Regions from separate parts of the Homo sapiens genome. Here region 2 is linked to region 1. A link is an interaction called in ENCODE POLR2A ChIA-PET data of the cell type or tissue named here. Cell type or tissue: PC-9. All regions are shown on one strand. Each heading gives the region's core, and the rest is flanking DNA. Links, peaks and the distances in the headings are about the cores only.

Region 1 (4,399 bases), core at 272-4,271:
AGTGATGGTTTGGAAATGATACCAGTTCAACTGAGAAACTGAATGAGTGACCCATGGCCCATGGCCGAGAATGTGCTCCTTAAGTACCAAGTGCCATAAATGCATCTGGGTCCACAGAGCAAGGCAGGCATGGGATGCTCAGGAAAGAAGCACAGGGTTTCTCTAAAGTTAGCTCAGGACTTAACTGTTCACAAGGAGGATGTGGTTAAGGCTTAAATGTCCAGAGAGAAGAGGATGATAGAGCACGCCTTGCACATAGCAACTGGCAGGATAGCCTTGTAGGAAGTCATCTCTCTGTGAGGCTGGACATCTGGATTCCATGAGAAACCTGTGCTCGCCTCCACCACACAGCACTTGCCTTTGCCAACAGAATACCCCATCCATAGGTCTCACAACTGTCACTGCTCTGAAGCCACTCCACCTTGATGGTGACAAGGAGCTGAGGGGTTTTACAAGCCAAATAAGCATTATGGGGTAGGACCCCAAATCAGAGAGAGCCAGCTTGAACCCTGGGCTGCAGAAATTTTCAAAATAACTGGAGTTCTATGAAGTGAGTTTGAAGAGGAGGAATTGCCTTATGGAAAAACCTCCATCAACAATGCTAGTCGAATGCTGTGTGTGGTCATCACACTAGAAACTCCAAGGAGACTCTCTCCTGGAATCCTGAGGTATTACTTATGATCCTCATAGCCACAAAACTCATTTTGTGAGTTCCTGCTCGTCCAGGAAGATGCTGGTACATCTACATCAATAAGGTAGACGCTGAACATCTACATCTATAAGGTAGATTGAATACCGGAAATGAGGCACTGGAAATGATACTAGTGCAATTGAGACACTGAATTTGTAACTTTAATTAAATAAAATTTAAATTTGAAAACTGACAGTATAAGTTTTATGGGAGGGGAATGAGACTCTCTCTCTCGATCAGAGGAGCGGGGTGAGCATACATGGCAGGAGGAGAGGTTGGAGCTGCCTTTGAGGATGACCCACCACAGTGGGATTCCCCTAAACACATGTTGATTGACTCTTCTCAAAACGTCCACAGATTGCATAATGCTCTTCCAGAAACTCACAAAAGCATATAACAAGAGAAAAGGTGAGTTCACTTTAGCTAGGAGGTGCTGACACCAGGTCTTTACTGTGCAGGTGAGGTAAGACATGTTCTGCTCATTCACCTCCTTTTCTCTCCTCTTATCCAATTTTATAGGAAGGGGACATGGAGAAGGAATGAGAAAGAGAAAAACTTACCATGCTTTCAATTTTAGCAGCAGTGTTCTAATTCAACAAGGGCCTGAAATGGAAAAAAAAGAAACATTAAATTGAATGAAAAGGCAGAATTTTGATATTATACTGCACAAGACTCCAATTACTACAATGAGATATTTTATGTAATAAAAAGAATCAGCAAGACTCTGAACTGTGCCTGTGATTTTATCCAAGAACAGAACAGAACAAGTCAAGAGATCTGGTTTTTGAATTAATTTTCAATTAGAATATAACTTACATATGGTGACATTTATTGTTTTGTTTGGTTCTACAAAATTTGACAAATTTGATATATTTTGCAGAACCATACATTAAAACAGCAAATTTCACCATATGTAAATTAACCACTTCTACAAAGACATGGGGTTAGTTTAATCCCTCCAAAACCTCCCTCATCCCCCGTAGTAATCTAACCCACACTCTACTCCACCTCCTGACAACCACGAATCTATTTCCTGTTCTGATAGTTTTGCCTTTTGCAGTGAAGTCACACAGTATTTGACCTTTTGAGTTTGGTTTATTTCACTTAGGAGTGTGTGTTTAATTGTCTATGTAGAAAATCCCAAGAAATGTACAAAAAAAAAAGATGAAAACTAATAAGTGAGTTCAGCAAGGTGGCAGAATACAAGATCACCATACATACAAGATCACCATACACAAATCAGTGTGGAATAAATTATCTCGGTCAGAGTTGGGCAAACTATGGCCTAGGGGAGCTGCTTATTTTTACAAATAGAGTTTTTATTAGAACAGAGCCACAGTCATTCATTTACATATTTTATAGGTTGCTTTGTTGTTACAAGAGCAGAGTTGAGTATTCGTAATAGAGACCATAACATATTTACTCTCTGGTTCTTTACGGAAAAAGTTTTCTAAACTTTTCTAGATAATAAGCATTTAGGCATTAGAATTAACTGGGAAATATAATACTTAACACAGGTTTTTGTAAAGATTCAATGACATAATATATGGGAAATGTAATTATAATGTAAACAACATATACGTGCCTATTAATGTAATTCAGCATATAGACTGCAGAAAGCTTATTTATCTATTGTTTTTAAAATATGGAATAAAAAAAACCATACTCTACCATAAAACCATACTTACAGAGCTACCAGATCTGCAAATTTAGAATTTTGTTCTGATTTTTTAAAATGGCACCAAGACAGTATCAATTTGATTTTAAAACTGTGTATAGTATTTTCCCATGCAAATTAAGTTTTCAAAACCTACTATTAAGTGACCGCTCTGTGATTTTAGTATACTTGCTCTGTCTTTTACATAAACAAACGGTTTTCATCTTTCTTCCATGGATCCTTCAATTCCACAGAGGTTCAATTATATGTAGGGAGTGACCTAGCAGTCCTGGGAATTAGAACATGGGCATCTTTGATAGGCCATTGTTTAGCCTACCATGGTGGACACTCCCAGGGTTGACTTGGAAATTCCTGGAGGTCTTTTTCCATCCTCTCCTGCCTTCTTTAGCTTATTTAAGGCTTAGTCGTTCATGGTCCCTAGGTGGCTGCCTCTGATTCAGGCACCATCATGTGGTCCCCAGAAAGCAGGACAGAATGTGAGCGCAGTTGAAGGTCTTTACCAAGTGTGACTACTTTCTATGTGTCAAGGAGAAAAATATTTCCAGTGCTTTAAGACGTCCCACCTGTCTCATTGTCTATAAATGGGTCATGTGCTTGTGCCTAGACCAATTACACAGGAGACAAATTTGTCATGAGTGGCTTAGGTTTGACTTCGTTTATCTCCTGGAGCTGGGAACATGGGCAGCCGTGTCGAATCAGGGTCCTTGTCATAGAAGGAAGAGGGAGAGTGCCTGTTGAAGAGACAATAAACAGTGAAAAGCACAGGAGGCCAATAGATTTGAAGACTTTTCAGCTCTAGTTTGCTGGCACTTGAGGTGAGAAAGGAAAAAGTAGAAAAATATCCTTTTTAAATAAACATAAATTAAGTCCAAAACTGACTTTGCCCTCAGAAACTACACTGCAGTTAAGAATAATTGCTAGGCCAGACACTGTGGCTCACATCTGCAGTCCCAGAACTTTGAGAGGCTAAAGTGGGTGAATCACTTGAACCCAGGAGTTTGAGACCAGCCTGGGTAACATAGCAAGACCCCATCTCTACAAAAATACCAAAATTAGCTGGGCGTAGTGGTACACACTAATAGTTCCGGCTACTGAGGAGGCTGCGGTGGGAGGATCACTTGAGCACAGGAGGTGGAGACTGCAGCGAGCAGAGATCGCACCACTGCACTCCAGCCTGGGCCACACAGTGAGACCCTATCTCAAAAAAAAAAAACAAAAAAACTGCTTTTTATGCGTTTTAAAACTGTACCCCTATTTTTCCTAGAGGTTAATTATCCTCATTTTATCTTGCCAGAAGGATAGAGCTCTTCATCTCTGTTAGAAACGACCATCAAAAAGATACATCAATTCATTAGAATCAAAAGGTAGGCTTTTTTAAGTGTTAAATGACAGGAACATCGTTGTTAAGGTTTGCTTCTAAAGCACGGATCCTTTCAAGGTGACCTAGGAAATCTGAGCAAGGTGGGTGAGGAGGAAATTATTTTATGTTAGAAATAGTTACTTCATTGTTACCTCTTTTGAGTTTTCTAGGTCTTTTAAAATCTGATCATTTAATGACAAGTCATATTTCACAGTCATTAAAAAAAGTTTCAGGTGGCCGTTTCCAATTGGAAAACTGGCTGGGCACTGTGGCTCATGCCTGTCATCCCAACATTTTGGGAGGCCGAGGTCGTTGGATCACTTGAGGTCAGGGGTTGGAGACCAGCCTGGTCAATATGGTGAAACCCCGTTTCTACTAAAAATACAAAAATTAGCCAGGCATGGTGGTGGGCACCTGTAATCCCAGCTACGCAGGGGGCTGAGGCAGGAGAATCACTTGAATCCAGGAGGTGGAGGTTGCAGTGAGTCGAGATCGTGCCACTGCACTCCAGCCTGGGAGACAGACGGAAATTCTATCTGAAAACAAAAACAAATTGGAATAATATCTAAAGTTATAAATTTGGCAACTTAACAACTATATCCTTTAAAGTAGAACCATGCAAAATTCATGTATCATGGCAGTCATAATCGTGTGAAAACAACATCCACAT
Region 2 (4,399 bases), core at 138-4,137, 50 kb after region 1:
AATGACAAGAGCCTCCCGTCCTCAGTAATTCTCATTTAGGATGTGTTTCTTCTCTAATAGGTTTCCCTCCAAATGCTTTGTGTCATGAATTCGCTACAGCAAAAACCTTTAAGAATCTGAAATTCACTGGAGCTATCCTGCATTTGCAGCCCAGAAATTACTGGCTTTAGCAGTCTTTGCTCTCTCGGTTTAATCTGAACATAAATACAGATATTTGCTTCAACAGTCGCTAAAGGAAAATTATAACACTGTCAAAAAAACTTGGAGAAGCTGCCTGAAAATGGTGTTCATTTCCCTTTTCTTTCAGCATTCTTCTTTGTTAGCACAACTCAGAGGAGTGCACCAGTAGAGTTACTACCTTTCTTCTTTCAATGACGGGGAAAGCCACCACCATCTGCCACATTTTTTTTCTAAAAGCAAAACCCAAACAGAAAAGGTATTTGCTCTTAGCAAATAATCAAAACGCAGCAAATGGACTGTCCCAACATGGTTGCTTTGCGGGGGTCACCTCTTTGGTTGGCAGTGAAAACCGACTCCTGAAATAAAAAGAAAAATTCAAATGTGACAACCGGTCTTCAGATGTTATCACCTTCAACTCATAAGCACTGAAGGAGAGCTAACTACCTTGCACTTCTTGTCACCTTGGTGGGGCATTGCAGGTTCTGGGAAGAAACTGAGGCCACTGAGGCCTGCTTTCCGAGAAAGAGACCAAAGGCCAGAAATGGAGCTAACAGGAAATAAAGACATATGGTTGTTGTTTCTCCCCTCCCTTCCCTCTCTTCCCCTCCCCTCCTCTTCCCTCTCTTCCCCTCCCCTCCCCTCTCTTTCCCTCCCTCCCCTCTCTTCCCCTCCCCTCTCTTCCCTTCCCCTCCCCTCTCCTCCCGTCCCTCCCCTATCCCCTCCCTCCCCTCTCTTCCCTTTCCCTCCCCTCCCCTTCCTTCTTGCCTCCCCTCTCCTCCCCTCCCTCCCCTCTCTTCCGACTCCCTCCCCTCTCTTTCTCTCCCCTCCCCATCCCTTCCCTTTCCTTTTCTCTTTTCTTGTCTTTTCAAACTTTACATTCGATTCCACCTCTTTACAAGCTCCCATTAGCTTAAGGTCAGATAGAAGTTTGCATGCAAACATAGTAAAATAGGCTTCCATACAGCAAACAACTATCAAAAGGTCATGCTTTTTATTTTCACAGACGTAAAAGCCACCATCAACATTTGCAATGAGAGCAGTGAGATGTAACAGCAACAACTGCTACCAATAAACCTAATAATCGCAAAGATCGCACCTAGTTTGTACCGTGTTATATCCCGGTGCAAGACAGTGACTGCTATAAAGCAGGTGATTGTTAAGTATTTTTTGAATGGATGAATGAACGAAATGTAATTTTGAACACTTCCCCCCCTCTTCCCTTGGTACATATATATAGGTGCTATATTTCCTCTTGACACATCAGTGCCACCATCTTCTTCTAAGGCTGGGCGGTACATTTCCCTGATCTATTTGCCTCTGAGCCTACTGGTCAGAGCTTGGTTTAAGGGGAACCCAGGAGTGATTTGGTAGGCAGAAAGAAGCAGAAGACATCGACCCCTGGACACCATTCTGCCCGGGGGTGGCTTCACCGTCCTCTCCAGGAGCCTCCATGTGTGCTCATGGCAGCTTATGGAGCTTCTTCCTGAGGTCCTGCTTCTCTAGTGCTGCAAGAAGAGATCTGAAATCAACACCTTTGTCTGGAATCTTCCACTGAAGCCTTCAAAACCTCCGTCCCCCAACTCAACCCATATTTGTGTAAGATCTAACTCCTATATTCCTGTAAAACTTGTACTCTCTTTTTCTGACCAAATCCAAATTAATGCTTAAAGATTATATGGATATATAATCTTTATATATATATATGAGGCTTCATACATTGCATTTGAGTAAGATCTTGTCTCAAAAAAAAAAAAGTAGAGAGATATCTGGAGGTGAACTCCAGATATGGTCCAGAAACTCAAATATGGTACCAGGTATTTGTGTGTGTGTGTGTGTGTGTGTGTGTGTCTGTGTGTGTGTGTGTCTGTGTGTGTGTGTGTGTGTGTGTGTGTGTGTGTGTGTATTTGCTGCATAGTTTTTATTTTATCAAAGTCGCTTCCTTAAGAATTCTAACCATAAAATTCTTTCCTGGCTTCTGCTCCCTGGAATTAAATCTTGAGCAGTTTCTAAAAAGATAGTTGGAATTCGTATTGATTAAGGGGAAGAAAAGTACACTGGTGGTATATACCACAGGACAATCATTGGTAATAACCATGAATAATAGCTAGTGTATTACTCTAAATGTGTTTAGCTGCAAGTAGCTGACCAACTACTCAGCAAACATGTCCATGTTCTTTAAGGGTAGAGACATAAGGATTCTTGGCATTTATTTATTATGATATCTGGAGGTGGCCAGGCACAGTGGCTCACGCCTGTAATCCCAGCACTTTGGGAGGCCAAAGTTGGTGGATCATCTGAGCTCGGGAGTTCAAGACCAGCCTGGGCAACATGGTGAAACCCTGTCTCTACTAAAAATACAAAAATTATCTGGGCATGGTGGCACACACCTGTAGTCCCAGCTACTTAGGGGGCTGAGGTGGGAGGTTTGCTTGAGCCCGGGAGGCAGAGGTTGCAGTGAGCTGAGATTGTGCCACTGCACTCCAGCCTGGGCGACACAGTGAGATCCTGTCTCAAAAAAAAAAAAAAAAAAAAATAGAGAGATATCTGGAGGTGGAGGTGAACTCTACATTGGTCCAGAAACTCAAATATGGTACCAGGGTTCCAGGCTCTTTCTGTCCTCCTGTACTCTAACCTCTGCACAGTGGTTTACTTAGAAGGTATGTACCTCATGGTAACATGATGGCTGCCACAGCACCAGACATCAGCTCTTTACACTGTGGCTCTAAATGTGGTAAAAGAAGAGGCTTCATACATTGCATTTGATTTTATCATGGAAAAAAACAATCTTCCAAGAATTCCCAGTGGGTCTCTCTTTGTCTCTCAGTGGCTAGAACTGGGACCCATGCCCCATCCCTAGCCCAAGCCTTGGCCCAGGGCAATAAAATGCCATTAGTGTTTTCGATTGCTCATGACAGCTTCCCTGGGACTGCCCATCCCCATGTGCATCTGGTAATGTCAGAAACAAAGTGGGGGATGTGTACTTCTGAAGCTTCACATGGCAAGCCAGATGGTTTTCAGTGTGGTGTAACTGAAACTTAAATAACACGTAAGAGCACAGTAATGAAGTGGTTCCTTTCAGATACACAGTGGGCTTTTCTGATTACCTTGAGTAGGAAGGCTCAGTCTGTTGTTGCTTCTGTGTCTGTAACATCAATCTGACACTTACTAACCTTTCTTTTTACCAAGAGGAAGCAGGACTCAGCCTCAAAGCAGTAAGCAGACAGAGAATCTAAGCAAAATGTTTTGCCTTTTTTACATTTATTCTATAATTGTCTTCTACTTACAGTAAGTGATCGCGGTTTTCCATTTGTAGTGCAGCTGTCATTTCCTTTTAAAATATATGTATCAGAGTTAAATAGGCATGTTTAAAGATAATTTTAAGTAAATAACATAAATATCATTATATATTATACTGTGGTAAATACTGCATTATGGCAAATATGACAAAAGTCATGAGCAGTGCATAAAATGCTGAAGATTAGTCAATTTTATCTTTAGGAAGAGTGAGAAAGAAAGTGTGAGAACAACAGGAACTTCCAGAATTCCCTAGAACCTACATGAGAAACATGAACACTGCATCTAGGTTAATTTCTCAGGAAAAATAATGTATGGAAATCTAAGCTCTTTGCATGGAGTTTCTTCTCTGTGACACCACCCTGTTAGTCTGACGAAAATCCACAAGAAAATCCCCAGTCGTAATAAATGTGCTTGTTAAAAGATATGTATTATTTCATCATTCTTTAAATGCTGTGTTGGCATTTCTCATTGGCATTCTAACTGGTGGTTGTTGCCACAATTACTTTTATTTCTGAAAATAAGCTGAGATATCCAAGGTCATGATTAACAATGTACTGATTCCTTGACTTTAAATTTCGTACTAAAATGACAGAGGAGTCCACAATCGTCTGTGTGTGTGTGTGTGTGTGTGTGTCATAGTGACTAAACCTCCATTGAACTAATTTATGCTAGGTAGCAGCAATACCCTCTAAAACTCTCTGTTTTGGTCTAAATAGTTCACATGTGCTCAGTGTTACTAAAAAATGTCAGTTCTGTTCACTGTATTATAAATGTGTTTGCCAAAATGTGGATCTTCCCCGTGGGGTATGTGCAGTGTGATTTTAGGTGGTCCCAGACAAAATGTTAGAACACAGAATCACAGAGTGATATGGTTTGGCTCTGTGTCCCCACCCAAATCTCATCTTGAATTGTACTCCCATAA

The links. ChIA-PET counts read pairs that join two places held together with the same protein. Peaks named below come from ENCODE experiments on the same cell type or tissue, not always from the same donor. Only the 100,000 strongest peaks of a DNase experiment are listed, where the experiment ranks them.
Region 2: POLR2A ChIA-PET joins it to region 1 with 5 read pairs; 3 of 35 experiments call an interaction of 5 or more read pairs at or near these places.

The regions. Positions count from the first base shown.
Region 1 is chr12:126,404,793-126,409,191 of GRCh38, reverse strand. LINC02825 (long intergenic non-protein coding RNA 2825) reads left to right here. Exons shown (of 4, transcript NR_147498.1): 3 at 3,664-3,733. LOC124903048 (a long non-coding RNA gene) reads right to left here and starts at 4,265. Exons shown (of 2, transcript XR_007063515.1): 1 at 4,144-4,265; 2 at 1,767-3,100. In PC-9, for the core only: no CTCF peak of the experiment used is centred there; no DNase peak of the experiment used is centred there; H3K27ac peaks cover 1,120 bases.
Region 2 is chr12:126,354,363-126,358,761 of GRCh38, reverse strand. It overlaps LOC105379613 (a long non-coding RNA gene), which reads right to left. Exons shown (of 3, transcript XR_001749379.1): 2 at 3,465-3,508; 3 at 1,035-1,685. It overlaps LOC101927531 (a long non-coding RNA gene), which reads right to left and starts at 743. Exons shown (of 3, transcript NR_187677.1): 1 at 625-743; 2 at 1-536. In PC-9, for the core only: no CTCF peak of the experiment used is centred there; no DNase peak of the experiment used is centred there.